2 separate regions of the Homo sapiens genome follow, and region 2 is linked to region 1. Evidence: read pairs that join two places in POLR2A ChIA-PET (ENCODE). Cell type or tissue: HepG2. All regions are shown on one strand. Each heading gives the region's core, and the rest is flanking DNA. Links, peaks and the distances in the headings are about the cores only.

What was found. Peaks named below come from ENCODE experiments on the same cell type or tissue, not always from the same donor. Only the 100,000 strongest peaks of a DNase experiment are listed, where the experiment ranks them.
Region 2: POLR2A ChIA-PET joins it to region 1 with 6 read pairs; 3 of 35 experiments call an interaction of 5 or more read pairs at or near these places.

The regions. Positions count from the first base shown.
Region 1 is chr2:62,531,957-62,547,960 of GRCh38, forward strand. It overlaps the pseudogene RPL21P37. Among named protein-coding and RNA genes, the nearest start is that of TMEM17, 34 kb to the left of the region's middle. In HepG2, for the core only: no CTCF peak of the experiment used is centred there; DNase peaks (open chromatin) are centred at 5,385 and 8,505.
Region 2 is chr2:62,664,881-62,680,884 of GRCh38, forward strand. It overlaps a transcript of EHBP1 not described here. Among named protein-coding and RNA genes, the nearest start is that of EHBP1, 33 kb to the right of the region's middle. RefSeq lists an enhancer at 6,466-6,967. In HepG2, for the core only: no CTCF peak of the experiment used is centred there; a DNase peak (open chromatin) is centred at 7,951.

The DNA of each region.
Region 1 (16,004 bases), core at 4,144-12,143:
CATTTGGGCAGGAAAACAAAAATGCCTGTCCTCACCTAGGTCCATGGGCAGAGGCCATGGGGTAAAGCCCTAGCCAGGGATCACGCACTCCTCCCTTCCATATCATTTAAAGGGACCACACTTCCTTTCCCAGCATTTCCTTTCATGTATCACAGTAATGCTTTGGAATTAACCACCTGCTCATCTTGAAAATAAGTAAGTAACCACTTTATTGTTTCAGTGGAAGGCATGTCCCTTCTTCAGACTCAATCTAATCTACCTGGAATCCATCCTTTCCTGCCTTTTCCAGGAAATCGTTATTGTTCCTCACTCTCCCCTACCTTCAACCTCTTTCTCTGTCCACTGGTGTTTATGAGCCTAAATGGTCAGAAAAGGCTCAAGCCTCTCCCACTTTTACACACACACACATACACACACACACCTCATTCAACCAGCTATCTCTTTATCTTTCTTTTACCTCTTAAAACCAAGCTTCCTAAAAGTGTTTCCCATAGTCACTCACTGTCTTTATATCTCTTTTCCCACTAAACACTCAACTCACTGTAACCTAGTTTTTGCTACTTCATTCTTTTTTTTTTTTTTTACAGCCCAGAGGTCCTTTATTTTCCTTTTTAACACCTATTATGCCATGAATTCCTAGGGAATAGATTCCAGCAGCTCAGGCTCCTTCCCATTGGTTCTCACAAAGTGTGCTTCTCTGGGTGGAGCAGGCTGGTGCTTTAGTTGAACCCAGGTACCTTTCTCTTTGGCTTCTTTCTTTTTCTGATCATTTTCCTTCATGCGTTTCAGGAAGCTATCTCAGCTCTTAGAGTGCTTAATATACTCAATACGTACATTAATTCTCTTGGCAAGAATCTTGCCCTTAATTTGTTTGTTTACAACAATGCCAACAGCATGCTGGGTAACATTGTAGACTCTTCCAGTTTTGCCATGGTAACACTTGTGGGGCATTCCTTTTTGAACAGTACCCATTCCCTTGATGTCTACAATATCACCTTTCTTATAGATTCGCATATACGTGGCCAAAGAACAACTCCATGTTTTCTAAAAGGCCTAGAGAACATATATTGGGTGCCTCTCCTCTTTCCCTTTGTGTTTGTCATTTTGGCAAATTACTGGAAGATGGCGGTTCTGGCCGAAAGGTACTTCATTCTTTTACAGTCCTTTTCTCCAAGTCATAAACTACCTTTATTTGCTACATCTGATGCCTACTTCTTTATACTTTCTTTTACTTTTCAGTAACATTTGACACTATCAGTCATTCCCTCCCTTCCTTTCTCTCTCTTTTTTTTTGAGACAGGGGGTCTCACTCTGTCACCCAGGCTGGAGTGCAGTGGTACGATGTCAACCTCTGCTTCCTGGGCTCAAGTGATCCTCCCACCTCAGCCTCAGCCCCCAAGTAGCTGGGACTACAGGTGTGCACCATCATGCACGGCTAACTTTTGTATTTTTAATAGAGACAGGGTCTCACGATGTTGCCCAGGCTGGTCTAGAACTCCTGAACTCAAGCAATCCGCCTTGACCTCCCAAAATGCTGGGATTACAGGCTTGAGCAACCATTCCCAGCTTCTTTCTCTTTTTTTCCTCCCTTCCTCCTTCTCACCTATCGGGGAACCTGCCCCGATAGTCACATAGGTTCTTTTCTCTTTTCCCTAAGCGTCGGCCGGTTTGATAAATAAAGGGACAGAGTACAAAAGAGAGAAATTTTAAAGCTGGGTGTCTTGGGGAGACATCACATGTCGGTAGGTTCCGTGATGCCCTCCAAGCCACAAAACCAGCAAGTTTTTATTAGGGATTTTCAAAAGGGGAGGGAGTGTGCGAATAGATGTGGGTCACAGACATCAAGTACTTTACAAGGTAATAGAATATCACAAGGCAAGTGGAGGCAGGGTGAGATTACAGGACCACAGGACCAGGGCGAAATTAAAATTGCTAATGAAGTTTCGGGCACCATTGTCATTGATAACATCTTATCAGGAAACAGGATTTTGAGAGCAACCAGTCTGACCAAAATTATTAGGCGGGAATTTCCTCTTCCTAATAAGCCTGGGAGCGCTATGGGAGACTGGGGTCTATTTCACCCCTACAACCTCCACCATAAAAGACGGCCACGCCCAAGGGAGCCAGTTTAGAGACCCACCCCCAGGCGTGTATTCTCTTTCCCAGGGATGTTCCATGCTGAGAAAAAGAATTCAGTGATATTTCTCCCATTTGCCTTTGAAAGAAGAGAAATATGGCTCTGTTCCACCCGGCTCACCGGCGGTCAGAGTTTAAGGTTATCTCTCTTATTCCCTGAACAATTGCTATTATCCTGTTCTTTTTTCAAGGTGCCCAGATTTCATACTGCTCAAACATACATGCTGTACAATTTGTGCATTAATGCAATTATTACAGGGTCCTGAGGTGACATACATCCTCCTCAGCTGACAGGATTAGGAGATTAAAGTAAAGACAGGCATAGGAAATCACAAGGGTATTGATTGGGGAAGTCATAAGTGTCCATGAAATCTGTACAATTTATGTTTAGAGATTGCAGTAAAGACAGGCATAAGAAATTATAAAAGTATTAATTTGAGGAACTAATAAATGTCCATGAAATCTTCACAATCTACGTTCTTCTGCCATGGCTTCAACTGGTCCCTCCATTTGGGGTCCCTGTCTTCCCGCAACACTCACCCACCCTCCCTCTTTTCCCCCCTTCTTTCTCTCTTTTTAAGTATCTTTTACTGGCTGAATAACAATTCCTTTCTTTTTCTTTCTCTCGCCCTCACTTTCATCTACTCCCACTTTCTCTCTCCCTTCCTTCCTTTTTTCCCCCTCTTTCTCTCTTTAAGTATCATTTACTGGCTGAGTAACAATTTCTTTCTTTTTCAGAAGAAAACCCTAAACATACATTTACAGGGGATATTGTAAAGGGTCAATAACAGTAAAGTCGCATTGCTTCCCACACATAAAATAAATGTTGATCATCCTTGGATGCTCCTCCAGACTTTTCCTGTGAAGTTCCTCACTCCCATCTGAGTTTCTTCCCCTGCTAACAAATTTCCTGCCGAACTGGCTGCCACTCCCAATTCTCTTCCCCAGTCTTAGGAAAAGGACATGTGTCACCCAGGCTTCAGGGAGAACTTGCCTTCAACTCTGAGGAGAAGGAATGTATTGCCACTAGCTTTTAAGTCCACTTGTTAAAAGAACTGTGAAATCAATCTAGACTTATCCTTTGCATTGAAGTTTATGGCTGGGCTGAGACTAAAGGGGCCATGAGTGACACTGGAAGATCTTCAGACATTGGAGGCTTGCAGAGCAAGCTGTGGGACAGGGAAGGCCACGTGGCAGCAGGGAAAGGATTTGAATGGGGGGCTCCTTGGACAAATTTGGGGCCAGAAGCTAGAGCAAAGGATGGTTGGGGGTAAAAGGGAGGCTGCCAGCACAGGGCATGGGCAACTTACTGGGGTGATGCCTCTCCATGCCTCAGGAAATGGGGTATCCCACGTCAGGGTGTGTCTGGAGTTGGTTCCTTCTGGTGGGTTCTTGGTCTCGCTGACTTCAAGAATGGAGCTGCGGACTTTTGTGATGAGTGTTACAGCTCTTGAAGATGTCACGGACCCAGAGAGTTAGCACCAGCAAGATTTATTGTGAAGAGCTAAAGAACAAAGCTTCCACACCATGGAAGGGAACCCAAGTGGGTTGCTGCTGCTGGCTGGGGTGGCCAGGTTTTATTCTTTTATTTGTCCCCGCCCACATCCTGCTGATTGGTCCATTTTACAGAGTGCAGATTGGTCCATTTTACAGAGTGCTGATTGGTCCATTTTACAGAGCACTGATTGGTCCATTTTACAAACCTCTAGCTAGCCACAGAACACTGACTGGTGCATTTTACAATCCTAGCTACAGAGTGCTGATTGGTGCATTTTATAATCCTCTTGTAAGACAGAAAAGTTCTCCAAGTCCCCACCCGACCCAGAAGTCCAGCTGGCTTCACCTCTCAAAGGGGGGTCACAGAGGCCATCCCCAGTTTCCCAGAGCCAGGGCAGGGCTGTAAAGGATAAGGGATTCTCATGGACCCAAAGGCTGATGGAGCTGGGAGGAAGCCCAGCTGCCTCAGCTGCCCTGGGGTCTCTGCCAAAGACCCCCACTCCGTGGTCTCAGATGTTGCTGCTGTTGCTGCCACCATCAGGCAGTCACATCCCCGGGGATGTCCACCACAGGATCCACCGTCCCCACACTGGTGGGGGCTGTGGATGCTTGAGAGGCTCCTCGGCTGCAAGATCCGGGAACTGAGTCTGGCTCCAGTGCTGCTCGAGGACAGAGGCCCACCCTGGCTGCTGCTGGGATAGATTCACCTACTCTTTCTTGAAACTTCCTCCTCCCTGGCTTTCCATGTTGCAAACTTTCTTTGTTCTTCTACCTCTCTTGTCGTTTCTGTCTCCTTGACTCTTCTTCTGCCTGTGCCAGAAATGTTGTTGTTCCTCATGGTTCCTCATAGACCCCTTTCTTCTATTACTGGAAAATTTCATCTACTTCTGTGTTGTCAGCTCCCATTAGGAAGAAAACGTAAGTTTATAGTTCTACCCCAAATCTCTTCTCCTGAAAGTCTAACTTGGATCTTTACTTTGAAGTCCTACAGACACTTACTTTAGTTTGGATTCCCCTACCCTCAAGTAGAGCCTAGGACTATGGCTTACCTGAATGAAGTTTTTCTGGGAAGGTAATTCCAGGAAGCAGGAGTGAGGGAGCAGGAATAGTGACATATGGAAGGAGAAAAGCCAGTAAAGGGTACATTGCTGAGCTGATAATCACTGTGGGCATAGACTGGTTATCATCATCCATGTCACTTAGAATTGTTTCTCTGGAGGCTGGGGGGCTGGGGCGTTGTTCACCAATTCCCGGCACCCATTGGTTGAGGACTGCCACCAGGAAATGGTAGCTGAGGCACATTTGAGCTATACTTTTGCCAGGTTGAGGGATTTCCCAATTCTGGAGAAAGCTGTGAGGAGAAAAGCAAAAGTGATGGTGTCAGAGTGCAGGGACATGTTCCCCACAGCTGCACTGGCATCAGAGGTGAGCCAACAGGGTAGAAAGCAGGGCACAAAGTGCATTGCTATACAACATTCCAAAACAGAACCAGCTCCCCAGCATCTGGTTCTCTTTTTGTCACTCTATCTCAAGGGCTGGCACGTCCCCTCAAAACCCTTCAGTGGCCCTCCTTTGTACTTAGAATGGCCAGCTTCTGACTATGGCCTTCTGATAGTTGCAGGAGGCAGATAAGGGTAGGGATTGGTCAGTTAGCGGGGGAAGGTTGTCCCCGGACAATCTCTGACCCACCCCACAAGTGTTTACATCAGATGCTTTTGTGCAGATAAGGGAACCTGTCCAGAGTTTTGTCTGTGCATGCCCGCAACAGACTGGTGACCCACCTGCACACTGAGAGACTGGGGTGGAGCCACAGGAATTTCGCACCTTGTGCAGCGGGGAGGAGCCTGGCCGCTTCAGCTCATGTGTGGTGGCCTGGTATTCAATCAGTGAGGTGGGAGACAGTTAGCATACTCCCTTCTTTTTTCACTGAGAGCTTTCTTTTAATAAATTTCCCTCTCCTCACCTTTCAGTTTATCTGCGTTCCTAATATTTCCTGGTCGTGTTACAAGAACCTGGTTTTAGCTGAACTAAGCAGCAAAAAATACTGTATCACTTCTACCCCCGCTTACCTCACCATCCTCATCTCTCAACATTCCCCACCCCACTGTCTCCATTCCAGCCTTGCTGATCATTCAGTTCTGTGGGTACATTGTGCTTTCTCTCATATCTAGGTTTTTACACACGTTGTCCCTCATCCTGGAACATTCTCTCTCCAGCCCTCTTTTCCCTTAATTCTTATTTGCCACCTGTTTTCAGATTAGCTGCAACTTCTTGATGATCGTCCATATCTAGATTAGGTGCCCCTCTGTCTCTTCCTATACCATCTTACGCTTTCCTGTCAGAACACTTGCATGATATTATAACAGCCTGTTCACTTGTCTGGAGCCCTCTCTAGACTATGAACCCTGTGAGGAAAAGATCTGTCTGCATCCTGTTCACCATTTCATGCCCAATGCTTACCGTAGAGTCCTAGACATAGCTGACCCTCAGTAAATGATTGAATCAATATCTCGAGTGTTAATAGAGCATTAATTCTAACTGTGTGGCGGGGTCTCCCAACACGTCTCAGAAAACTTAAGCATTCAGCTGCGTCTTGAAGAGATGTAAAAGCGCTGAGGCTGGATTGTTCAGGATACGATAAAGTTTGGTCGCCTAGAACACACAGTACTCAGTAGAGCATGGCAAAGATGAGACTGGTCTCTCACTTTATGGCCAGATTGCAAAGGGCCTTGAATGATCTTGGATTTTATGGAGTAGACAGCGGTAGAACCATTGAGGAAGTTTTAAGAAGACAGTACTTAGTCATTTGGGTTGTAGAAAGATAGCTGGGTGTGGTGGCTCATACCTGTAATCTGAGCACTTTGGGAGGCCAAGGCAGGCAAGATCACTTGAGCTCAGGAGTTCAAGACCAGCCTGGGCAATATGGAAAAACCTTGTCACTGCAAAAAATAAGAAAAAAAAACTTTAGCTGGGTGTGGTGGTGCATGCCTGTAGTCCCAGCTACTCAGTGGGCTGAGGTGGGAGGATGGCTTGAGCCCAGGAAGTCGAGGCTGCAGTGACCTGAGATTGCACCACTGCACTCCAGCCTGGGTGACAAAGTGAGACCCTGTCTCAAAAAAAAAAAAAAAAAAAAAAAAAAAAAAAAAGGATAACTCAAGGCAACAGGTTAATGGCCATAGAAAAACAGAGGTAAGAAATTCAGTTAGGTCACAATTATAGTAGATAACAAGATCTGGAAAGCAGTAGCAGTGGGAATAAGGAAGAGGACTGGATTTGAGACCTTTTAGAGGTAGATTAGATAAGGACTCAGTGACTGTTTGGAGACAAAGGGTGAAAAAAGAAGCAGTATATACTGACTTTGCATTTGGATGCTTGGGAAGATGGTGATGTCACTAACAGCTGGTGAATATAGTTCAGTTTTAGATAAAAGTGAGTTTAAAGCGCCTGGGTAATGAGAAAAGTTGAGAAAGAAACTGAAAGTTTGAGTCTGCAGCTGAGGATTGGAGGTTGTAGTAGGCTGAATAATGGCCCCCAAACATACCCAGATTCTAATCCCTGGGACCTGTGGATGTTACCTTACATGGCAAAAGAAACTTTACACATGTGATTAAGTTAGGGAATTTTTTTTTTTTTTGAGATGGGAGTGCAGTGGTGCAAACACAGCTCAATGCAGCCTCAACTTCCTGAGCTCAAGCAATCCTCCTGCCTCAGCCTCCTGAGTAGCTTGGACTACAGGCGTGCACCACCACGCCTGGCTAATTTTTTATTTTTTGTAGAGACAGGGTCTCATTATGTTGTCCAGGCTGGTCTCAAACTCCTGAGCTCAAGCAATTCTCCCACCTAGGCCTCCCAAGGTGCTGGCATTACAGGGATGAGCTACCACACCCAGCCAAGTAAGGCATCTTGAGATAGGGAGATGATCCTGGAGATCCAGGTAGACCCTAAATATAGTCTCGAGTGTCCTCATAAAAGAGAGACAGAGGGAGATTTGACTACAGCAGAGGGAGTAATAGATGTAACAGTGGAAGCAAGAGGAAGGAATGATGTGAGAAGGAATCACAATCCAAGGAAAGCAATAATCTCCCAGAAGCTGGAAGAGGCAGAGAAGGGATTCTCTTCTAGAGCCTCCAGGAGAAACCAGCCCTGCTGATACATTGACTTTAGCCTGTTGGAACTGACTTCAGACTTCTGGCCTTTAGAACTATAAGATAGTACATGGTATTTTTTAACCACCAGATTTGTGATAAAGTTGTTTCAGCAGCTATAGAAAACACACAGAGGTATAGGTCAGGGACTAATTGGTAAGGAGCACCAAAGTAGTGGGAATGAGTAAAACTGTCTAGAGGGAGAGGGCCTGTAGAATGAGAAGAGGGGAGGACCAAGGAAGAAACCCTTGAAATTGACTTTTAAGCCTCAGGCAGCAGCAGAGGGACTTCCATGTCTGGCAGTATGACAGACTACATACCTTGAATGATAGCTCACTGAAAACAACTACAAATAATTAACAAAGTATTTTTTAATCTTTTGAAGTGCATGTTTATGCTGGCAGAAGTAAGGAATACTCAGAGGTCAAGTATTATATGCAAGTGGAAACCCAGGAGAGTTTTCCACAGGAGAGGTTTCCATAGGAGAGGTTTCCATAGGAGAGGTTTCCACAGGAGAAGTTTCCACTTGGAGAGGTTTCTTGGGTTTCCACTTGCATCTAATACTTGACCTCTGAGTATTCCTTACTCCTGAGTATAAGCAGAAACCTGGAGAGGTTTTTGCCTTGAGAGTATCTGCCAAATTCACATGAGTGAATAAGTGAATACAGTGGTCAACGTGTACACAGAGTGAGTCTAACTGTAGTCCCTTCCACCTCTGCTTAGAGCTGGGTCCACAAAAGATTACACTGTTTGTGTAAGGATGGGTTACAAATTAACTTACTGCCTTTCCCCAAGCCCCAGAGTATTGTAAGGAAAATTGCCTGCCTTGAGACTTGACTTTAAATGGAGGGAGAAAAAAACATCTCCCCTGAGAACTCATAACATAGCCAGCACTCACACAGTCTTGCAGCTCAAATTCACACTGTTCTTTAGAGTCCAAAAAATTCAAGTCAAGAATTAAGTTCACAGTAAACCTTAATTTGTAGTTTCCAGGCAACTGACAGAAACAAATGCAAACCTATTCTAGAAGTACCCATCTTCAACACAGGCCTCGATGGCTTCTCATCAATAAATTCTAAAAAAAATACAAGCTCATGGTCAAAATCACAAAATGCAAAAGGAAATAATTGCTCTAGTCAGTTTTGTGTTGCTATAACAGAATACCTGAAACTGGATGATTTAGAAAGAAAAGAAGTTTATTTGGCTGACGATTCTGGTGGCTGGAAAGTCCAGGTTTGAACATCTATATCTGGCAAGGGCCTCAGGCTGTTTCCACTATGGCAGACAGCAGAAGGGGAGGGGATACCTGCAAAGAGATCCCACGGCAAGAGAAGAAGCCAGACATTAACAACCTGGTCTCTCCGAAATAATTCATTCTCACAAAAGCAAAAATTCACCCCAGCAGGAGGGCATTAATCTATGAATGAAGAATCCACCCCCATAATCCTTTAATGAGGACCCAAACACCTCCCACTAGGCTCCCACTCCCAACACTGCCACATTGGGAATGAAATTTCAACATGAGTTTTGGCAGGGACAAACCAAACCATAGCAATAATGTAGCATGAGCAAAGGCCAGCATAAACATGAATAACAGAATCAGACTGCAAAGCTTTAGCTATTGAAATTACTAAACACAGAACATAAAATAAGCCTATTAAATATATTAAAAGAAATAAGAGAAAAAAATGAAAATATGCATAAAACATGACCAGAAGATTTGAAGAAGACCTGAAAGAACTACTAGAAGTTTAACAGGTAATATTTCAAATTAAAAATACAATAGACAGGTTTAACAGCAGAATAATCACAACTGGAGAATAGATTCAGATGGATAGATCCAAGAAAATTTCCAGAATGTAGCCCTAAGAGACAGAAAATATGAATGAAAGGTTATAAAACATGAAGACAGTCTTGTGAAAAATATAACAATTATCTAATTGGAGTTCCAGACAGACAGGAGAGAAGGAGAAGGGCAAAGGTAATAACTGAAGAGGTAATGGCTGAGGATTTTTTAGAAATGACAAACCACAGTTTTTAAAAGCCCAACAATCCCAATAAGGATAAATAAAAGGACATTCACACTTAGACATCATGTAGTTGAACTACAGAATACCATAAACAAAGAAAAAAAGTTGAAAAGCAGCCAGAGAAAGATAAGACAGATTAGCGTACTTTCAACAGGGCAATTAGACTTCTTAACAGTTACAGAAGCCAGAAAAAGTTTAACATTTTCAATGTGTTGAAAGAAAATTACTGTCAACCAGAATTTGAATATTATCTTTCAAAAACAATGACAAAGTCAGACACCTTCAAAGAAACAAAAACAGAGTTTGCCATCAATAGACCCTCACTAAAGGAAATTCTAAAGGCTGCTATTTAGGCAGGAAGAAAGGGAACAAGGAAGGTCAGAGATGAATAAAAGAATGAGGAGCAAGGAGAGTGCTGAATATGTGCTTAATTGTAAATAAATATTGGCTACAAAGATCAATAATTTTTTAAAAAAATATCTTTTTAAAAAATAATATCTTAAGGGGCTGAAAAAACAAGATAGAAATGAAATACACAGCTGTCAATAGCATGTAACTGGGAGGGGAGGATCAGAATTAAAGTGTTTATTGTGTGGTAGGATGGTAAAGATATTAAGTTTCCAAGTTAAAATTTCTAGCATAACTACCAAGAATGTATAACTTTTTAACTATAAAGGGAAAAAGTGGAAAGAGAAGAATAATACAAAGTAGATGAGAATAGAGGAAAAAACAAAATATTGAAGGTTCAAGATACATAAAAAGCACAATATAAGATGGTGAAAATAAATCCAAATGTATCAATAAGTAAAATAGACTACTCAATTTATAAGCAAAGACTGACTGGTAGTATATATTGTGTTTTAAAGAATGCAGGTATATTCTCTTAAGTCACATTTAAAACATAAGGATTCAAAAATGTTAAGAATAAGAGCGTGAAAAAAAATTGTATCACGCAGACACTAACCAAGAGGATGTTGGTGTTGCTATATTAGTATCAGACAAAATAACCCTTAAGGCAAAAACCTTCACGAAAGATAAAGAGAACATTTCATAAAGAGTTTCATAAATAAAAAAGGTTCAGGCCGGGCGTGGTGGCTCATGCCTGTAATCCGCGCACTTTGGGAAGCCAAGGCGGGTGGATCACCTGAGGCCAGGAGTTGGAGATCAGCCTGGCCAACGTGGTGAAACCCTGTCTCTACTAAAAATGCAAAAGATAGCCAGGCATGGTGGTGTGCCACTGTAATCCCAGCTACTCGAGAGGCTGAGGTGGGAGAATTGCTTGAACCCAGGAGGTGGAAGGTTCAGTGAGCAGAGATTCCGCCCCTGCACTCCAGCCTGGGTGACAGAGCGAGACCTTGTCTCAAAAAAATAATAAAAATAATAAAAATAATAAGAAAAAAAATAAAAAAATAAAAAAGGTTCGGTCTTCCAAGAAGATGTAAGAATTCTAAGCTGTTAAATACCTAGATAAAGTTGACCAAATCAGTAAGGAGAAAGATTAGAACAACATAATTAACAAGCCGGTGCTAATTAAGTACAGTACATAGAACACTGCACCTAACAGCTACACAATATAGATTCTTTTCAACCAACATGGAGTATTTTTGAAAACTGACCACATTGCTAGGTTAGAATACAAATCTCAACAATTTAAAATTGGAATCATACAGACCACAGTTTCTGAACCTAATGCAATTAAATTAGAAATCAATAACAAAGGGATAACTAGGAAAGTCCATATTTGAGAAATTAAGATATCCTCTTCTAAATAACATGTGGGCAAAAGAAGGAATTATGATGGAAATTAGAAAATACAATGTGTGAACACAAAGACCCTATAATAAAAATGTATTTAATGTAGATAAAGTAAGATCTAGAGAGAAATTACAGCCTTATATGCTTTTATTAGAAGAGATGAAAGACTAACAATAAGTTAAGAAGTTAGAAAAATAATAATGAAATAAAAATAAGTAAGAGAGTAGAAATAATAAAGATAGTAGAAATTAATAATATGGAAAATAAAAATACAACAGAAAGGATTCACAAGGCCAAAAATTATTTCTTTGGAAAGCCTTTTATAGGTAAATATTAGAACAAAAGAGAGGTTATAATTACAGTTGATGGACACATTAAATGGTTAATTAGGAGGATAATGTACGGCAGGGCTATAAGTTGGAGAACTTAGGAAAATGGATAAATTCATAGAAAAAATAGAATTTACTAAAACTTCCTCAAGAGGAAACAGAAAATAATATTCCAAAACATAGTCAAGAAAATGAATTGGTTTAAAATTGACCCACAAAGTAAATACCAAAACCAGGTAGTTTTTTGTTTTCTTTAAAAATTTTTTTAATTATAGAAATTTTAATCATGCACAAAAGTAGAGAAAATTGTAAAATGAACTATGTACCCACCATTCAGCTTCAATGATTGTCAGCACTTGCCTTTCCTTTTTATTCAATCTCCACCCTCATTTTAAAAAAATTGTTTGCTTTGAAATAATTTTAATGTTACAGAAAAGTTCAATAAATAGTACCAAGCATTCACATATATCATTCATCCAGTTTCCCCTGTTGTTAACGCTTTACATACCTATAGTACAATTAATCATACAGATTTTGATTCTCTCCTAATTGATCCATGGATTTAATGAAGAAGCAAGCATATATACAATTTTACTTATATGAAGTTAACAAAAAAAGTCTTATTTTATTTTATTTTATTTTTTTAATGAGACAAGGTCTCACTATGTTGCCCAGGCTGGTCTCAAACTCCTGGGTTCAGGTGATTCTCCTGCCTCAACCTCCCAATAGCTGGAATTATAGGCATGCCCCACGATGCCCAGCAATGTTGTTTTTTTAAAAAAGAACACAAATATATGTGGTAAAAAAAGAAAAATAAGGAACATTTTAATTTCCTTTTATTTGTCTCAGAGATAAATCCATTTATCTCTGAGTGTGAAGGGCTAGGGCTGGGATCAGGAAGGGGCTTACAGAGAACTTAGAAATGTTTATTTTCCTAAACTAGATAGTTCTTGCTATACCTCTCTTGTGCTGGACATTCTGGGCCTCTGCCCTGGGCCCCAGGCTTTGGAGTGCCTTCCTTGGAATGTTCTAAGTCTCTCTCCGGTGCATGAGATCAGCTGGGGAGTGCAGATCAGTCCTGCACCTGAGCCCAAACCTGATCTCACCTGGGTCCCAGTCCTCAGAAGCGCTTTTCTCAAAAGTTGGTGAGTACTCCAGTGACTAGGACCATTGTGGACTGGGCGTGCTATCTGGGCAATGTACCCAATACTCAGAACGGGACTCATGGTCCTGGACCTCCATTTCTCCCCAGGGCACATTTCTCCTTTGGGGCATTCTCCGACTCTCCACCAACCCACCTCTTCACCACCACGAGGTCAACCAGATGCCCAGAGGAGCTTTGAGACTCTCCCCTATGAGATGGTTCCTGGGTTCTGGAGGGTGGCCTGGTGAGTAGATCACTCCCACTGGCCAGTGAGATATTTCTTTTGCAGGATTGCTGAGCCACCAGAAAGGTGAAGACACGCTGATTTGGAGTGATTCTCATTCGTGCTGGACTAAAGACAAAGTTAGGCCTTTGGAGTACCCATGTTCACGGGTGTTCCCACTGCAGGGTCACTTCCAGCAAACAGCACCCGAGGTCAGCAGGGATGGCAGTGGGCATCCTGTACCCTATGCACATCCCACCCATCACTGGCACCCAGGATGGTCCGCAGGCTCTAGGCCACATGTCAGACCATCCCCATGGGTGGCCTTGCCTGACTTCTTGAGGGATTTAGAGGCTGTTGCTCCTCAGTGCCAATGGGCCTTTCCTATCAATAACATCATGGTCTCTCAGGTCTATCTTAAGCCTTTCGGGACAAGGATCTGACCTTTTTGTGCAAATGGGACCGATTTTTGGTCTCTGCCCTGGCCCCTGACTTATCCTCCCTGCTGGTGGTGGGGTTTGGAAGGCAGAGGTGTGGTCAAGATAGAAAGAGATCACATTGTAGGAATGCAGGAATCACAGAAAATGAGAGATTCAATTGGAAGATATTTTCTAAGTTTTCGCCATACATTTCCTATCAGTAAATTTAACATGATTGGAAAACAAATTACAGTTCACATTTTCCTGTATGTGAACTGTAGCCCAGAACAATCTTTGAGTGTTTGGCAGCCCTGCAGCATAATGTGTGAGACAGAGTCATGAGTAATGATATCATCGGTATTAAATAAATTATAATCAGGGAATTTCAGAGGTAAGAAGATCTACATTGTTTAAATACAAGCAGGTTTAAAGAGCCATGACATTGTGAGAATTAAGAGCAGTGCAACTTTTTTTCTGATGTGAAAGATATGAAATTAACCAGGAACAGTTCTTTCAATAAGGAACTTGAAGAGATGGTTCCTGAATCTGAGTAAGAAGAGATGGTGCCTGGACTCTAGGAAGAATCTTCATCTGTGCTGATTGAACAATAAACAAAGAATGTCTTTTCTATTAATTACTTTAAATCTTCATGCATAAATCACCATTCCTCACATTGGCCCATAAATTTTGTAGGGCAATTTTAAAATCAAATTGTTCATGTAGACAGGGACCTCACAAAAAAATATTTACTTGTGGCCCCACACACCCTAGGGGCAGCAGTGGATACTTGGATGTTTTTGCATTCTTCATTCATTATCTGTATCTTAGAAATGTTGTTTTATATCTACTCAATATTTAATAAAAACTTCTTTCTAAAATAAGAGACACAAGTAGAGGAAGTGGAGCTAGCAAAGAAGGCACAGAATGAGTAGTTAGAGAGATCAGAAGGGAACTGTGGTACCTAGAGGAATATAATAAATGTTTCTAAATTAATAATGGATTCATGAACCAGGAGAAAGTTGAGAGAAGTTTTGGGCAAGAGATGTGGCCATATTTGTAACTCAATTTGTCAAAGCATGTCATATTGGTTATGCACAATATGAAATCTGAACTCATTTAGAAAATCCTGCCCCCTTGGACCCAAAGCATCTAACACCATCTATAATACCAATCCAAGGTGTTATATTCCAAACTATAATGTTCTATAATCTGTTTTAAAAGTGAATTTCTGTGTAAAATAAAGAGCTTATTAAATGTAGGGTAATGAAGAAGTCTAGGGGGACCCTGTTCCATAACATCTCCATCATTTAGGAACTATATACATTTGCATTTACCTTTATGGCTTTTCTTTTGAAATTTTTGTCCTAATTTAAGTGACATCATTAAAACAAAAAAATGATGTCTATATAATATTGCTTCCTTTACTTAGCTATTTCACTTTTGTGGTTGACTGTTAAATTGTCTGCTTATGGATATACTTAATGAATAATTCTGATTATTTTCTCTCTTCAGTAGATTACTAACCCTACTCATCTTTTCTTAAAATGCAAAGAATGCTTAAATGAATGATTTCCTTCATTTACTCCTTGTTATTAGTTCAGGATTTGTTTTTAAGCTTTGCCAAAGGTTGTTTCCACTACAAAGTCCTGGTCTCTCCTATATGAGGGGACCCTCAATACCACTATAATCTTTTTGCATGCTCAATAATCTCCTCCTTCATTATCTTCAGTGGCTGTTTCAAACTTCAAGCTCTCTTCCCCATTAAGTCATTCCTTTCTCCCCTTTACTCACAGTAAATCAGTTTTCCTCCCCCTCTTCCCACTACTAATATTACTATTATACAAACACACACACACACACCCCTTCCTGATAAATCCCCACTCTTTACCATCAAATTGTCTTCTCCCTTGCTTTCTTCCCATTTCACTGTAATTAGTGTTCTTCATTCTATTCATGATTAAATACTCCAGTGTGTGTTGATCAAACCCCTTCTATTCAGAAACCTCATGCTCTCAACCATTCTCTCCCTCTTCCTCTCTCTCTCATGTACACACATACCTCTACAACTTCCTCCACTCTAACTTTTTCCTACCAGTATATAATCAAGTTAAATCTTACTTAATACTAAACAAATGAACAAACAGATTTTCCTTAACTCAGTGTCCCTCTTAAAATTAGGCTATCCCTCCTGTTGTGAACTGCATGTCCCAGCAGCAGCATTCACAGAATCAACACAGTGAGTAAAATCCCCTAGGATTGACCATTACACACCTGAGCATCCACATGCAGTGGGCCTCCTCAAATTACCCATTTGTCTCCTTCCCGT
Region 2 (16,004 bases), core at 3,669-11,668, 130 kb after region 1:
TCACAAAGAGTAATGGCCTGAGGGCTTGTCCTCAGCCCAGCACACGCTCACTGGCCCGAGGGAGAAGATGCTTGGGCAGGGTTGCTGCTTTTGCTCATCTGCCTCTACACTCACAGTCTCTGCATGTTGTGACAGCTTCCTGCTTCCTCCTTCAGAGCTTAGAAGCAGGGACTGGACCTTCTTATCAGTGTCTAAGTAGTCATGCCATAGCTTCCAGATGCCTGTGCATGGGCCAGTGACTGGGTTGACACTGGTTGGTTATGAGGTTTCCATGACCTGTTTTCTGATACAAAAGAAAGAAAGAAAGAAAGAAAGAGAGAGAGAGAGAGAGAGAGAGAGAGAGAGAGAGAGAGAGAGAGAGAGAGAGAGAAAGAAAGAAAGAAAGAAAGAAAGAAAGAAAGAAAGAAAGAAAGAAAGAAAGAAAGAAAGCAAGCTCCCTGAATACAGGGACCTTCCCTGTCATGTTTACCACCTAGAAAAATTTCTGGTGCCTATCACTTAATAAATATTTGGCTAATGAATGAAAAAACAGATAAGTGGAAGAGTAAGGTGAGTTTTTCCTGATACTGAATGTATTCATTTTCAGAATATAAACTTCTGATACTGTGTCCTTCCTACCTTTTTGCTTTTACAATTTATTTATTTTTGTTAACAAAATGATATAAGTCTAAAGAGTTACTAGGAAGATTTTGGGCAAAAAGGAAGTATTAAGCAACCTGATGTCAGTTTCCAAAATTCTTGCACTGGCCTATAAAATTCAAAATTTGGAAATCACTGCCCCATGCATGCTTTTTCTTGCTATTGCCTTGTCTTTCACAATGTACGTTTTCTTCATAACATTTGCCTATGAAGGGGAAATAAAAGGTTAATGCCTATGAACCAAAATGAAAAACATAATTCTAAATCCATATCACTAACATTGAGCATCCACTTTGTGCCAGGCCCTGAGGTATGCACATTCACACGCTGTCCCACAAAAGTCCTGAGAGGCATGTGTTATTACTTCCCTTTTACAGATGAAGTGACAAGTGAGCCAGATTTTGGATGATCCAAGGAAGTTATGGGTGGCGGAGGAGATCCAGGAGAGGTTAATGGAAGATGTGGGACTGAATTGAGTCTTGCTAGTCAAAGATAATTTGGCTGAAGAAGAGGATGGCATTCTGGCAAGAATAAAGATGAGGAGAAGGAATGCGCACCACATAATTTGGAACAGAGTCCAGACTGACCTGAATGGAAAGCAAGCTGCAGATAGGAAGACTGTGTGCACATAGATAATTGGACAAGATCCTCATTTTGCAGGTATTTGGTTGGTGTCTTAGTCCGTTCAGGCTGCTATAAGAGAATACTATTGATTGGGTGGCTTATAAACAATGAAATTGTATTTTTCACAGCTCTGGAGGCTAGGAAGCCCAAGATCAAGGCACCACCAGATTCAGTGTCTGGTTCATAGACAGCTTTGTTGTGTTCTTACATAGCAGAAGGTGGTGAGGGTGCTCTCTGGAGCCTCTGTTATAAGAGCGCTAATCTCATTTATGACAGCTCCAGTGTCATGACCTAATAACCTCCCAAAGGCCTTATCTCTAAATGCCATCACACTGGGCATTAGGATTTAACATATGAATTTTGAGGGGACAAAAACATTTAGTCTATTTGTCTAAAACTTGCTGACAATTTGGCTTCCCATTCAACGAGTCAGTGTCCTTAAAGACATATTTGTCTCTTTGAATTTGTTTACTTGACTGTTTTGGGCTCCAGTGATGCTGCCTGGGAATATTCAGAAGCTGGGTGATTGTGCTCTTAACTGCCAAGCATGTTTTCCTATAAGGAAGATTCTCTTCAGACCTTAGTACACAATCTGAGGGTCTTTAAGCATAATCAGTCAATAGCTCTGTTGCTGAGTGTGCAATGTGTTCTTAGTTTTCTACAAGAGCTCAGAACTTTCCCAAAGGAGCAGAAGCCTAGCCTATTACAAGTTTCAACCCCACTAATGCATGCATAAGCTTAATATAAATATTGTATGAGGCCGGGTGCAGTGGCTCACCCCTGTAATCCCAGCACTAGTACTTTGGGAGGCCAAGGCGGGCAAATCACCTGAGGTCAGGAGATCAAGACGAGACTGGCCAACATGGCAAAACCCTGTCTCTACTAAAAATACAAAAATTAGATGGACATGGCTGCAGGCACCTGTAATCTAACTATTCAGGAGGCTGAGGCACAAGAATCGCTTGAACCCAGGAGGCGGAGGTTGCAGTGAGCTGAGATTGTGCCATTGCACTCCAGCCTGGGCGACAGAGCCAGACTCCATCTCAATAAATAAATAAATAAATATTGTGTGACACTAATCTTACTAGAAAGTCCTATTTTTTTCAATGGTGATAGCCTATGCATTTAAGGATATGCTCACCATATTAACTCTATGTCATCTCACTCATTGAAGAATGAAAAGTTGGTAAACTTGGCAAGATATGTATTTGTAAAGCACCTAGCTCAAAGCCACGTGGTAGGTGTTGAAGCTACAATAGATTCCTATTATTCATGGATTTCATATTTAGGGATTTGCCTACACACTAAAAGTTATTTGTGGGCCAGGCGTGGTGGCTCACGCCTGTAATCCCAGCACTGTGGGAGGCCGAGTAGGGGGTGGATCACGAGGTCAGGAGATCGAGACCATCCAGGCTAAGAAGGTGAAACCCCATCTCTACTAAAAACACACAAAAAATATTAGCTGGGCATGGTGGTGGGCACCTGTAGTCCTAGCTGCTCAGGAGGCTGAGGCAGGAGAATGGTGTGAACCCGGGAGGCGAAGGTTGCAGTGAGCGGAGATCGTGCGCCACTGCACTCCAGCCTGGATGACAGAGCGAGACTCTGTCTCAGAAAAAAAAAAAAAGTTATTTGTAACCCCAAAATGAACACTCATGGTGCTTTCATTGTCATTCATGGACATGCACAGAGCAGTGAAAAATTTTAGTCATCTGACATACACATCCCCAGCTGAGGTTAAACAAGGTGATGCTGTGCATTCTTGTTCCAGCTCTCATACTGTAAACAAGTGTCCTTTTTGCAGTCTATTTAATGCCATGTTTTTCACATTTGTGTTTTTCTTGATAGTTTTGATTCTTTTTTTTTGAAATGGACTCTTGCTCTGTTTCCCAGACTGGAGTGCAGTGGCACAGTCTTGGCTCACTACAACCTCTGCCTCCCAGGTTCAAGTGATTCTCCTGCCTCAGCCTCCCGAGTAGCTGAGATTACAAGTGTGTGCCACCACGCCTGGCTAATTTTTGTATTTTCAGTAGAGATGGGGTTTCACCATGTTGGCCAGGCTGGTTTCGAACTCCTGACCTCAAGTGATCCACCCACCTCGGCCTCCCGAAGTGCTGGGATTACAGGCGTAAGCCACTGAGCCCAGCCGATTTTGCTTTTTAAGATGGACCCCAAGTGTAGTGCTAAAGTGCTATCTAGTGTTCCTAAGCACAAAAATCACCTTACAGAGAAAATATGTGTTAGATAAGCTTTGTTCAGGCATGAGTTACAGTGTTGTTGGCCATGAGTTCAATGTTAATCAACAATATATATTAAAGTAAACAAGGCATCTTTAAACAGAAACACACATAAAACATAATTATGTATTGATTGGTTAACAAAAATGTGACAAGAGGCTTGCAGGAATCTACTCCTCTATATTCCCTAGGGGTGTTGGCTCACTATTTGCTAATCAGTGTTGTCAGTGACTTTATAGAACATAACTATTATGAATAGTAAGAATCTACTGCATTTATTATTATAGTAGTTCAAGAAAGCCAAACTGTGTGATTGCTCCCTAAGCCTAATCTAGAAAGCGTGTTGATGATATTGTAAGGTTATGGCCAGGTGTGGTGGCTCATGCCTATAATCCTAGCACTTTGGGAGGCTGAGGTGGGCAGATCACTTGAGGTCAGGAGTTCGAGACCAGCCTGGCCCACATGGTGAAACCCCGTCTCTACTGAAAATATAAAAATTAGCCAGGCATGGTGGCAGGCACCTGTATTCCCAGCTACTCAGGTGGCTGAGGCAGGAGAATCACTTGAACCTGGGAGGCAGAGGTTGCAGTGAGCCAAGATTGTGCCACTGCACTCCAGCCTGGGTGACAGAGCAAGACTCCATCTCAAAAAAAAAAAAAAAAATTATATCAGGTCCTACCGTCTTTCTTCTGCTTCTGCCTTACCTGTTTCTCAAAGTAATGTCTCTTCACAGTTCCCATTCAATGTAATATTTCTTCAGTTCTTGAGCTAATCTTGACTAGGGCAGAAAGTTAATAATTCCTTGGGCCTACCGTTCGTTAAGCTTGTCATGAAGTCAGAACCTCCAGCCCCACTCTTGTCAGACCTAGAGGCCCACCTCAGTGATGAAGCTGTCAGGCCAGAACTTTCAGGTGTACATCACAGTCCATCATACTGGGGATCTGTGTCCAAAGATGATCCCTGAATGTCCACATCATCATTGAATCTCATTACCTCAGCATTTCCTACAACTGAGCACCCACTGTCTAACCGGTATCAACCTAGTCAAGTTTGTACTCTCACAGGGGAGACAGACCAATAATCAGATGCACTATAATGTGTTCATTCATGTGCAGATGATGCCGTGAGAGTATGAAGGAGCGGTATTAAATCCAGCAGGAAACCTCAGTAAAGGTGGTTTTAGAACATAGTCTGGAAGAATAGGAGTTGGCCAGGCAAAGAAGAGAGTGAAGGGTATATAAAGACGTCTCAGATAAATGGAACAGCATGAACAAAGGCATGGAAGCGTGAAACAACATGGATTATTCTGGAAATCACAAACATGTGAGTATTACTGGTTATAAAATGGAAGGAGATGAGAGATGGGAGATGAGGCTGGCTGGGGAGAAGCCCTGTCATGTGGCACTATTCATCATGCCACTGTCAGGAAGCCAACAAAGCAGGGTAACCCAAGATACATGATTAGATTTGAATTATACAAGGACCATTCTAGTGTGTCTGGAGAATGAGTTCGAGGAATGTCAAACTGGAGATGAGGAGACTGTTTTAAAACTTTTCCACTAGTCCTGGTGGGAGATGTTGAGGTCCTGAGCTACAGCAGCAGAGATACTGTAGAGGAGAAGTTGATTCAAATAATATGAGGTAGTAAAATCAACAGGATTTCGTGATTGTACTAGTCAGGATGAACTGGATTATGCTATGGTAGTAAATGATCCCATCTGAGTGGCTTAACACAAAAGTTTATTTCTTAATCATGCAGCATCTGCTGCAGGTCTAAGCATCTCTCCAAGGCAGCCACCCTCCATGACTGCTATCCAGGCTTCTTTGATTCGGTGATTCTACCACCTCAACATAACATCTCTGCATTCAACACAACAGTAGAAGAGAAAAGTCTCAGATAAAGAGAATCAAGAAAGAGCTTTTCACTGCCTTAGACCAGTAATAATAAATGAATTTCCATTCACATTTCATTGGCCCAAACTAGTCTTATGGCTCTGCCTAACTGGAAGTGGGTCAGGAAGTAGAGTCTCTTGTGTGCCCAGGAAGAAACGAAGAATTGGATATAGGTAGGCACTGGTGATGTCTACCACAGCCCAAGAGCATCGTGGAATAGAGATGGGCTAATCACCAGAGTGATAATGCACATGGTGGATAGAGAGGTACGATGAGACTATGATAACCCTCAGCTCTCTAGCTTCAGTGTCAGTCAGTAAAACAGGGAAGACTGGAGGAGCAGTAGATTTGAGGGGGAAATGATGGGTTTAGGGCACATGAAACATCCTAGAGTAAACGTTATATCCAGAGATGAGAAGCAAAAGTAGAGTGGGGTGGAGGGTAGTTGTCAGGCAAAGCTGAAGGCAGGTACAGGGTTTGAATATTTTAGGAGGGGCAGCAAACAAATCATGGTCATGAGTGGCAGGCAAAGCAGACAAATAATCAGGAGAGGGTGTATGGGAAGAAATGTAGACTGATGCTCAAGCTACTCTCAGCATCAGGTATACATTTGCCTGATGCTGTATTTTAAAATGTGTTGTTGAATGCCTGACCCTGCTCACAACTTTAGCTAGTAATGGGAGCCCTAGTGTTCTGTCTCTCTTCACCTATTCAGCCTGGATCCTGCTCCCATAAACAATCCTTCTGTCTGGAGCCTGGCCACATGTAGGCAACCTGCATTCATCCCTTATCCCCAATCTAATCATACCTTGGAATATCTTCTGCCTTTCACTAGCAAAGACCACACCATAAGACAACTGGCTGCATCCTTTAGACTCTGCTTTAGACCCTTGTCCCAGGTCCAGATTCTCATACAGGAAAGTTCCTCCAAACTCCATCCTGAGCCCCTACACACATGACTGGGCCTGGCCCTCACTCACTAGCCTCCCTGCCAACTCAAGAGAGCTGTGGTCCCAGCTTGTCATGCCGTTAGAAATTCAAGAAGGTCAATAAAAGCAATGGTTTCATGTGTTTTCCCCCCGAAAAACAATGTGTCCTTACTACCAATAAAGGATGAAATTTCTCTTAGACTTACAGAGTGGGAGGTAAATGGCATATAGGAACCACCCTAGAAGCATTAAGGCAGTCAGTGTAGGATTAAGTTTGCTCCCAGCTAGACATGAGGCTCCGTGTCCAGAGTCCGTGGCTGATATTACAGAGGGACCTAGAGTGGGGAAGAAAGAGTTTCCAGGAAACTCATAGTGGCTTTAGGCAGTAGGTCAGAACTGCATCCTCATCCCCACTAGGAGGAAGCTGAAAATCCAAGATCAAGTCTATAGAAAGACTCAATAGGTCCCATCAGGGTCCAGGGAGGTGAAGCAGTGCCATGACCCCAGGAATGCCAAGCGTCATGGTCACACTGACGAACAACACTGTTCCAGGAGTTCTTGTCTGAACAAGAAAGTGTTAAGATAGATAGAGTCCTGCCTCCCCAACCCTTTTTCCGGGAAGATTGGCAGAAGCAAAGCAGCAGGCAAGGAAAACCCTGTTAGGGGCATGGTGCAGGGCAGATCTTCTCCAACGCATGTGAAACTTTGAGACCCAGGCTTGAGGGGATCAGATAGGCAGGCTGGCTGTTCCAGAGGCTGCCTAAGGGCAACCCTACCTGACAGAACCCCTGAAGTCTTTGAGCCTCTCTCTGACCTCTAAGAACAACTTATTCCAAGCTCCCACTATTGTCTGGGTGAGAGTGGCTACACTGGTTCAATGCCAGTGTGCTTGAGAAAAGCAGCCTGCCTGTGACTGGCAGCTCCCTGAAAAAACCGTGACAGGGGCAAGGTGTGGGTAAGAGCTAAGATGAGGCCCTGTGATAACTGCCAAAGCTGACATCTAATTATTTGTTCCAAAAGAGTAACATATCTACAAACCATCCCAAGAGTGTTCAAGTTTATACCATTGCTTAATGCAATTAAAAAAAGGTAACAAATATGAAAACACATTGTATACTATAACACTTTGAATAAATGCAGGGTATCAAGACTCTTTAAAAGTTAGTCATGTAAAAGTAGGCTTTATAGCCCAACATTATGGAGAGGCACTGCGAGAAGTATTTTATGTACATTATTTTATTCAATTTGCCCACAACCATAGGAAGTAGGTACTGTTATTAGCACAGAGTATCCAACCCTAGTCATGCAGCTAATTGGCAGATGGCAGAGCCCATGTTCAAGCCCATATATGTGTTGATCTAAAAAATCCTCTGCAATAAAAAAAATCCTCTGCCATGTACCATGACCATGTACTTTCCCCAAAGACTAAAAACACTGCCGTTCTTTGTTTCAAACATCCAGCTGAGCTGTCTCTTCACTTACTGGCTGCAGAGGTTATTCCTGCATCACCAGCTCTGGCCTCCACTCTCAGCCTAAGAGCAGCCTCTTGGGGGTGTTGAGGAGGGCCTGATTCTAGAGGAGGGCTCTTTCCAGTACTAAGTCCACAGTCCCCTGCTCTGACTGCTTCAAGTGCTGGGGCTTATCTGGCAGCCCTCACATTCCTTCTAAGTTCCCTAGGCAGGACACATTCCTGACTGGGTGGAAGGAAGAATTCCTAGCATTCTTCAGCCACTGTCCTCTTGGAGCTCTGAAACTCAAGTGGGATGAAGGAAAAGAAAAAAGAAAAAACCAACCTTCATTTCTAATGTTTGGAATTAATCTGAATTAAGTCCTGCTCTCCAAGCCATGAGAAGGAAAAAAAGAAAGGGATTCAGGATCACTGAGACATGTACTTGCGGAATCAGGAATTCTCAACTCTTTCTCAGTAGTTTGTAGGGCCTGTGCGGTCTTTGAATTTGACCTTCATGGTTGACAGTTCGGATTGTTTGTCATTATTATAAACGATTGCAACCCTAATTTCAGGCATACTTTGTAAACAGAACAGTCAAGATGCTTGTGTGAACATTTCCTCTCTGCGACAATAACATAATACTTTTATAAATGGATTTATTTATTTATCACTTACATTATCTCATTTGATCTTCACAAGAAATCTATGAGGTTGGTATTGTTATAGTCATGCTTTGCTTATCATTGTGGATAAGTCCTGAGAAATACATCATTAGGCCATTTGTCATTTTATAAACATCATAGAGGGTACTCACACAAACCTACTACCCACCTTGGCTATGTGGTATAGTCCATGGCTACACACCTATGCAGCATGTTTGTATACTGAATACTGTAGGCAAATGTAATACAATGGCAAATATTTGTGTATCTAAACATAGAAGAGATACAGTGAAAATACAGTATTATAATCTTATGGGATCACTGTATTATGCAGTCCATGACTGACCAAAATGTTGCTATCAGTGCATGACTATATTTTCATTTTTCAGAGGATAAATGTGAGCTGACAATTGAGGTGATTTGCCTGCTGTCAAACAGGTGGCAAGGCAGAGGTGGTCTGTGACCAGGTCTTCTGACTTCCCTCCACCATGTATCACTGAAGGCCTCCCATTATGTCATCACAGATACTCCAGGGTGTTAACTGGGAGGCTCCCCAGTTTGTGGGTAACATCTGACTCTCCCTCCCCAAAGAGAGACTCCAGCGAGAGACTGGGGATTTGGAGGTCCAAGTCATGGCAGAACTGGGTTGCTTGCTAGGACACAAGGTTAGCATGCCCCTGTAGCAGCAATGTGAGAATCAGAAAAGGTGACTGTGCATCTCAAGAAGCCGAATCAAAAAGCCAAGCCAACCACCTAACCAGTGATTTTCAAGGTATGAACTGGTAGGCCACAAGCATCCTCCTAATGTTCTAGAAGCATCCCCAAATATGTCTTTTCTTTGGATCTTACTAGCAAATGGTCCTTGATAACCTAGATTTTCATGTGTGTGTATGTGTGTGTGTGTAAAAGCTACTTAATAACTGCTGAGTTGTTAATGGTAGTATTTCATATTCATAAATAAAAATTTAGCACGTAACTAGAGTTTACTGGGGGCTTACCTGAGCATTCACCTGGCTGCTAGGCAATACTTGGCAATATTTGAAGAGCTCCCACTAAAAACATGCATGAGCAGATTGTTGAAATATCCTCAATTTTGGGGAAGTTTGCTTTATATTAGCATCAGTGCTGTATCGAGTTGGTTGTGCTTTTTGGTGGTTTCTATTCCTGCTTTTTAATTATAAATTACATTTCATTTACCTTCATCACCCTCTATGTTGTTTGAAGTGGGTTGTTTGGTTAACCCTACAGTAGGATAGTGATGCCTGTATAAGTTGACACAATTTATGACCTATAAGTTTTCTATGATAAAACTTTAAACCAAATGTGGATTGTAGTGCACATAGGAATCATCTAAACCAATATTGCTAAAGCAGATATTCACATAATCCTCACAAAGTGTGTTTGTGCAGCAACAGTTTATTGTTATCAGAGAATTTTTTGAGAAAAAAGCAGGAAGGGCTGGAGTATATGAGTCTTAGAGCTTTTCTTTAATTTTTATTTTTAGAGACAGGGTCTCGCTATGTTTTCCAGGCTGATGTTAAATTCCTGGCCTCAAATGATTCTCCTGTCTCGGTCTCCCAAAGCACTGGGATGCCAGGTGTGAGCCACCATACCCAGCCAAGTCTTAAGAGCCTTCTGCTGACCTAGGTTAACCTTGGTCAAAAAAGTTTGAGAATTAGTGGTCAGAGAGGGAGAACTTGAGTTCATTTCAGTGAGATTTCAGTGGGATGGAGAGAACTAGAGAGAACAGAAGAGAGTGAACATTTGAAGGAAATCTGGGAGGCAGAAACTGGAGAGATTTCTGGTGCTGAAGAAATGATGCCCACAGTCTCTTTTCAGATAACTGTGGCCTCAGGCATGCTTAGAAAGGAGCCATTAAAAGTGAGCATGTCTCCAGAGTAGCCTGTAGGGTAGTCTGTGCCCTGTGAAAAAGTGTCCCTCCAGATAAGGGTTAAAGCCCAGCTGTCCTTCACTGACCATGAACCCTAGTGCCAGGGAAGAGGAACCTGTTTGTAATTCATCTGCCTCTACAGAATGCATTTTACTAAGTGACTTTAAAGTGTCTATATGTGCAAGTCATGGCCCTTGAGGTACTCTAGAAAGTCCTAGAGTACTGCTTTTTTGTGAATATACTGAAGGTGACAACCTCCTGCTCCCAACCACAGAAAATGGCTGAATATGCAAAGGATAATGAAAAGGCATTGAAATAGTCTTGAAACTTTGAGGAGAGCCAAATAGTGTGTTTCCATTTTTGGCAAAGTTAGAACATGGGGAAAAAAGGAAGCCTAGGGACAAAATAAGGCCTTTCTTCTGTTTCTTGAAATACTCCCAAGAAAAAAATTTTCAATGCTGCAAAAAAAGGCCACATAGAAGGAAGAACCCATGGAGAGGTATCTTCCTGTCCTGGGAGTCTTTGAGTTTGAATTCATGCAGAAGGAAATTGTCTGGTTATTATTATTGTTGTTATTATTTTGAGATGGGTCCTGACGGGAGTGCTGTGGTGCAATCTTGGTTTACTGCAGCCTCCACCTCCTGGCCTCAAGCGGTCCTCCCACTTAAGCTTCCCAAGTATCTGGAACCACAGGTGCGTACCACCATGGCCCACAAGTTTTTTTTTATTTTTTGGTAGAGAAGGGGTTTCACCATATTGCCCAGGCTGGGCTTGAACTCTTGAGCTCAAGTAGCCGGCCAGCCTTGGCCTCCCAAAGTGCTGGGATTACAGGCGTGAGCCACTGCACCCGACCTCGTGGTTATTAAGAATTAAAAGTTTCTTAATTAAGCAAGCCAAAATAGAGCTGCCCTCTTCAAAAAGCATGGTTATGAATCTATCCTTAATTAAGCAGGCCAAAATAGAGCTGCCCTCTTCAAAAAGCATGGTTATGAATACTTTCTTATAAGCATTACACCGTAGTTAATCATTGTGCATGTCCCATTTCATGAAGTGATAATTGTCTTAAAGTAAACCTTAATGACTAGTAAGATATCACTGAAGATACAGATGTAAAATATTTCATTTGGCTTTTAAAAGTTACTCATTTAAGTTTCTTGCCTAGTAACTGCTGAGGGAGATGAATTGACATTGTGCTTTATTTCACAAACACATTTTTGCTGACTGAATTGTCATATTCCTTTCAGAATTTACATTTAAAAAATGGCCAGTGATGGTCACCTAATTTGATTCACTCTGGGGGACTGTTTATTTGGTGTGAATAAAGCCACGGGTTAGCCTGTGTCTTTGACACACCAGCCATGATCCTGCGGGACTGTGTAGCTGGGAAATTCCCACATGGGGGTTGTCAAATTGTATAAGCTTCATTATTTTCGTTTTCTAGGGATTTATCAAGCCACAAAAGACCAAGCCATTGTTTTGCTGGAAAAGCAGGCAGAAACCATATTCCTTTTTTTTTTTAAAGGGCCTTCGCCGGTCAGTGGAATTTAAATTCCCAAGGGCTATAGCCAAGTGCCATAACTTGCTTCCTTAAGTTATGGATGAGCAAGTCTACAGCAATCGTTGTTTTTCTCAGTTCTTAACATGAGCATAAGGGGATAAAGATCTCTAATACAGAAGCCTTTGAAGGATAGCCAGGTGTGATGCATCATGCCTATAATGCCAGCACTTTGGGAGGCCAAGGCAGGAGCCCAGGAGTTCAAGACTAACCTGGGCAGCATAGTGAAACCTTGTCTCTACAAAAAATTTAAAACTTAGCTGGGCATGGTGGCACATTCTCGCAGTCCCAGATACTCGCAGTGGTCGGGGAGGGACAGGTAGAGCTGGGGGGCAAGGGGAAAGAGAAAGATCACTTGAACTGGGGAGGTTGAGGCTACACTGAGCTGTGATTGTGCCACTGCACTCTAGCCAGGTTGACAGAGCAAGCCTGTCTCAAAACAAACAAACAAAAAACCTTTGACGAATAAAGCCAAAACAGTAGATGAATACAGCATTTCAAAGACCCAGGTGAAGTAAGAAAATGGAAATACAGTAAAAGTAATATTCATTGCCATTTCCCCCCCAAGCATGTTGGTTTTAAATTTTTTTAATTTTAATTTTTAGTTTTTGTGGGTATACAACAGGTGTAAATATGTGTGGGTTACATGAGATATTTTGATACAGGAATGCAGTGCATAATAATCACGTTGGGTAAATGTGTCCACCGCCTCAAGCATTTATCCTTTGTGTTACAAACAATCCAATTATACTCTTCTAGTTATTTTTAAATGTACAGTTATTTTTTACTATAGTCACACTGTTATGTTAACAAATACTAGATCTTATTCATTCTTTCTATTTTTTTGTACCCATTAACCATCCCCACTTCCCCCCACCTACCCCACTACCCGTTGCAGCCTCTGGTAACCATCCTTATACTATCTATGAGTTTAATTATTTTAATTTTTACCTCCCACAAATAAGTGAGAACATGCAAAGTTTGTGTTTCTGTTCCTGGCTTATTTCATTTAACATAATGACCTCCAGTTCCAACCATGTTGTTGCAAATAACAGGATCTCATTCTTTCTTTTGGCTGAATAGTACTCCACTGTGATTAACTACCACATTTTCTTTATTCATCTGTTGATGGACACTTAGGTTGCTTCCAAATCTTGGCTATTGTGAACACTGCTGCAATAAAGTTGGGAGTACAGATAACTCTTTGATATACTAATTTCCTTCCTTTGGGGTATATACCTAGCAGTGGGATTCCTGGATCATATAGTAGCTCTATTTAAGTTTTTTTGAGGAACCTCCAAATGTTGTCCACAGTGGTTGTACTCATTTATGTTCCCACCAACAGCGTACCCGTTCCCTTTTCTCCACATCCTCACCAGCATTTGTTATTGCCTGACTTTTGGATAAAAGCCATTTTAACTGGTGTAAGATTATGATATCTCACTGCAGTTTTGATTTTCATTTCTCTGATGATCAATGATGTTGAAAATTTTTTCATATACCTGTTTGCAATTTGTATATCTTCTTTTGAGAAATGTCTATTCAAATATTTTGTCCATTTTTGATAGGATTATTAGACTTTTTCCTATAGAGTTGTCTGAGTTCTTTATATATTCTGGTTATTAATCCCTTGTCAGATGAGTAGTTTGCAAATCTTTTCTCTCATTCTGTGGGTTGTTTCTTCACTTTGTTAATGTTTCCTTTGCTGTGCAGAAGCTTTTTACAGGTTGTGTTTTATTTCCCCTTTTGATTTATAACCTAGGGCCAGCATTAGAGAATAATAACAGTAATTAGTACTTTAGAGTTTATAAACTGTATTCATATACATTAGCTTATTTGAGTTCCAAAATAGCTGTTATTATTCAACTCATTTTTTTTCAGGATCTGGTCTTTATTATTAAAAGTTATAATTTTAAAAATTTCTCAACATCATTAATACATGGTCAAAAGAAAAATTCAGAAAATCCACAAAAGTTAAAACAGAAATAAATATCCCTGTACCCAAATATCTATTGACCTTTGTCCTACCTTTTATATATTTAGTGCTCTACATTTTTATTACATGTATATTTACTAAAAACAAATACTTTGTCTTTTTTATAACCCATTTCTTACTCAGAATTTTTTCATATCCTTAATTATTATTTTAAATTATTTTAAAGCCATGTTAATTTTAATTTATTTTGTTTTATTTTTAACTACTCTTACTATCATTCCCAAATATTAAAGTAATTTTAATACAGAGAACCCTGAGTCTTAGAGAGGCCAAATGACTCACTCAAGGCAGCTCAGCTAGTGAGATACGGCCTGGACTCCAAGCCCCAAAAACTTGGACTCTATAGCCTATGCTTTGTATTTTATCAGCATAATCTAAAACAAATAGTGTCTTTTTTAAATTTGACCTCCCACAACAATTTAAACTGGTTTATTGATCCCCAAATAATGGAAAATTGACTAAACTTTAACATCAATATCACACCTATAGTCAGTTCAGGAATCCAGAAATCTCTTGGATAGTTCTGCTATTTTTATAACTCACATAAATACCATAAGCTTGACAATACCATAGCCTCTCCAGAAAGCCAAGAGGACATTAACCTAAAATCCGGTCGATTAGTTTTTCCTTATCCCCTGCAAATATGACATCACTGGTATGTGTACCTGATTAATTTTAGCACTTTTTTGTTCCTGTAATAGTCAGTTTAGCATTTATATTTTCTTTTAGATTATTTTTGTTTGCCACCTATCTTTTATCTCTCCCTACCCCCATAATTGGCTCTCCTAATATTCCAGTTTCTTGTTCTAAGGTCCTAGTAGGCATCTAGTACCCGAAGCAAGGATCTTAGAAAATTTCATGCCTCTTTACTATTGGGGAAAAAATAGTTGCAAATTTCTCAACGGTAATAAAAGACTTAAGACAGACTCTTAGTATAAAGTCTAAAAGTTGGCAAAAAACATTTTTAAAAAAATAAAATGGCATTGGCTATTAGTCTAGACAAAGATTTGGATCATTTAATTAAGTAACCACTTGACTTCAAGGTTAAATCCCAAACCATCACCAACAAGGTGTGTTGTGCCAAGTGTTTAGAGGCCTGGAGGAAAACCACAGCTAAGCTGAGTCTTGGGCTATATTTTGGGCTTGGCAGACCTAAGGTGAAAGGGCAAGACATGCTTCATCTGAGCGTTTATCTAGAGCGTACTTAGCATGTTAATCCCCAACTCTTCCATTCAAATTCAGGTAAAGAAACTTAAGGAAACTTTTCTCCCAAATGTGAGGGATTTGTCCTTCCCTTATAATTGTTTATCAATCCAGGAAGAAGAACCTAAAAGGAAAACATTATCCAACCTCATGTCTTCTACATGAACGCTTTCACTGAGTTAAGGGGAGATCACCATATAGGAAAGGAAAGTTCTATTTTTAGCTGGAGAGCTACTCCTATACAAAGACTGGCTGGAACAACATGTCTCCCATTTGAATGCAGAGTTCCTCCCCTCTCATTTTCAGTGCCCCTTGGCTTCATCCTCATCCCTCACACTGTTCTACCCTCCCCTGTTCCTCAAGTTATTGAATCTAAAGATAAGTGAATTACCAGAGGCAAAGGAGAAAGTGAGTAGGAGTCCTACAGGTAATGAGTTTTAATTTTCTTTTTAATCATTACTCACTGTCAGCTTATGACTTAAAACTTATCTTGCCCTTTCTTGCAATGTTTGATAAATTGAACTTCTGATTCCCATCAGCAGATTGAAGGGGGGAGGGGGGAAAAGGGAAGGTGGGCACTTAAAAATTATTGTTGCATTGCAGTGTTTGCTCATTTCAAAATCAGTTTTGCATAAAACAGGAGGGAGGAGAATAAAGCCTTGGAATCTAATGAGATCACTGGACTCTAATAGTCAGAAATATGGGTTCTTCTAGGAGTGAAGAGAACTCCCTTTAAGAGAGCTACTCAAGCAGTAGTGCTGTCTAGAGGGAATATGAGGCTATTTAGTGACAAAGGACAGTAGCTATACAGAAAACAAGACAGCAATCTGAGAGTCAAGATTCGTGGGATATAAGTCCTATCTCTACTACCAACTCGTTAGAACCTAACTTTGGAGGAGTCATTGAGCATCATCTGCAAAGTGAAGAA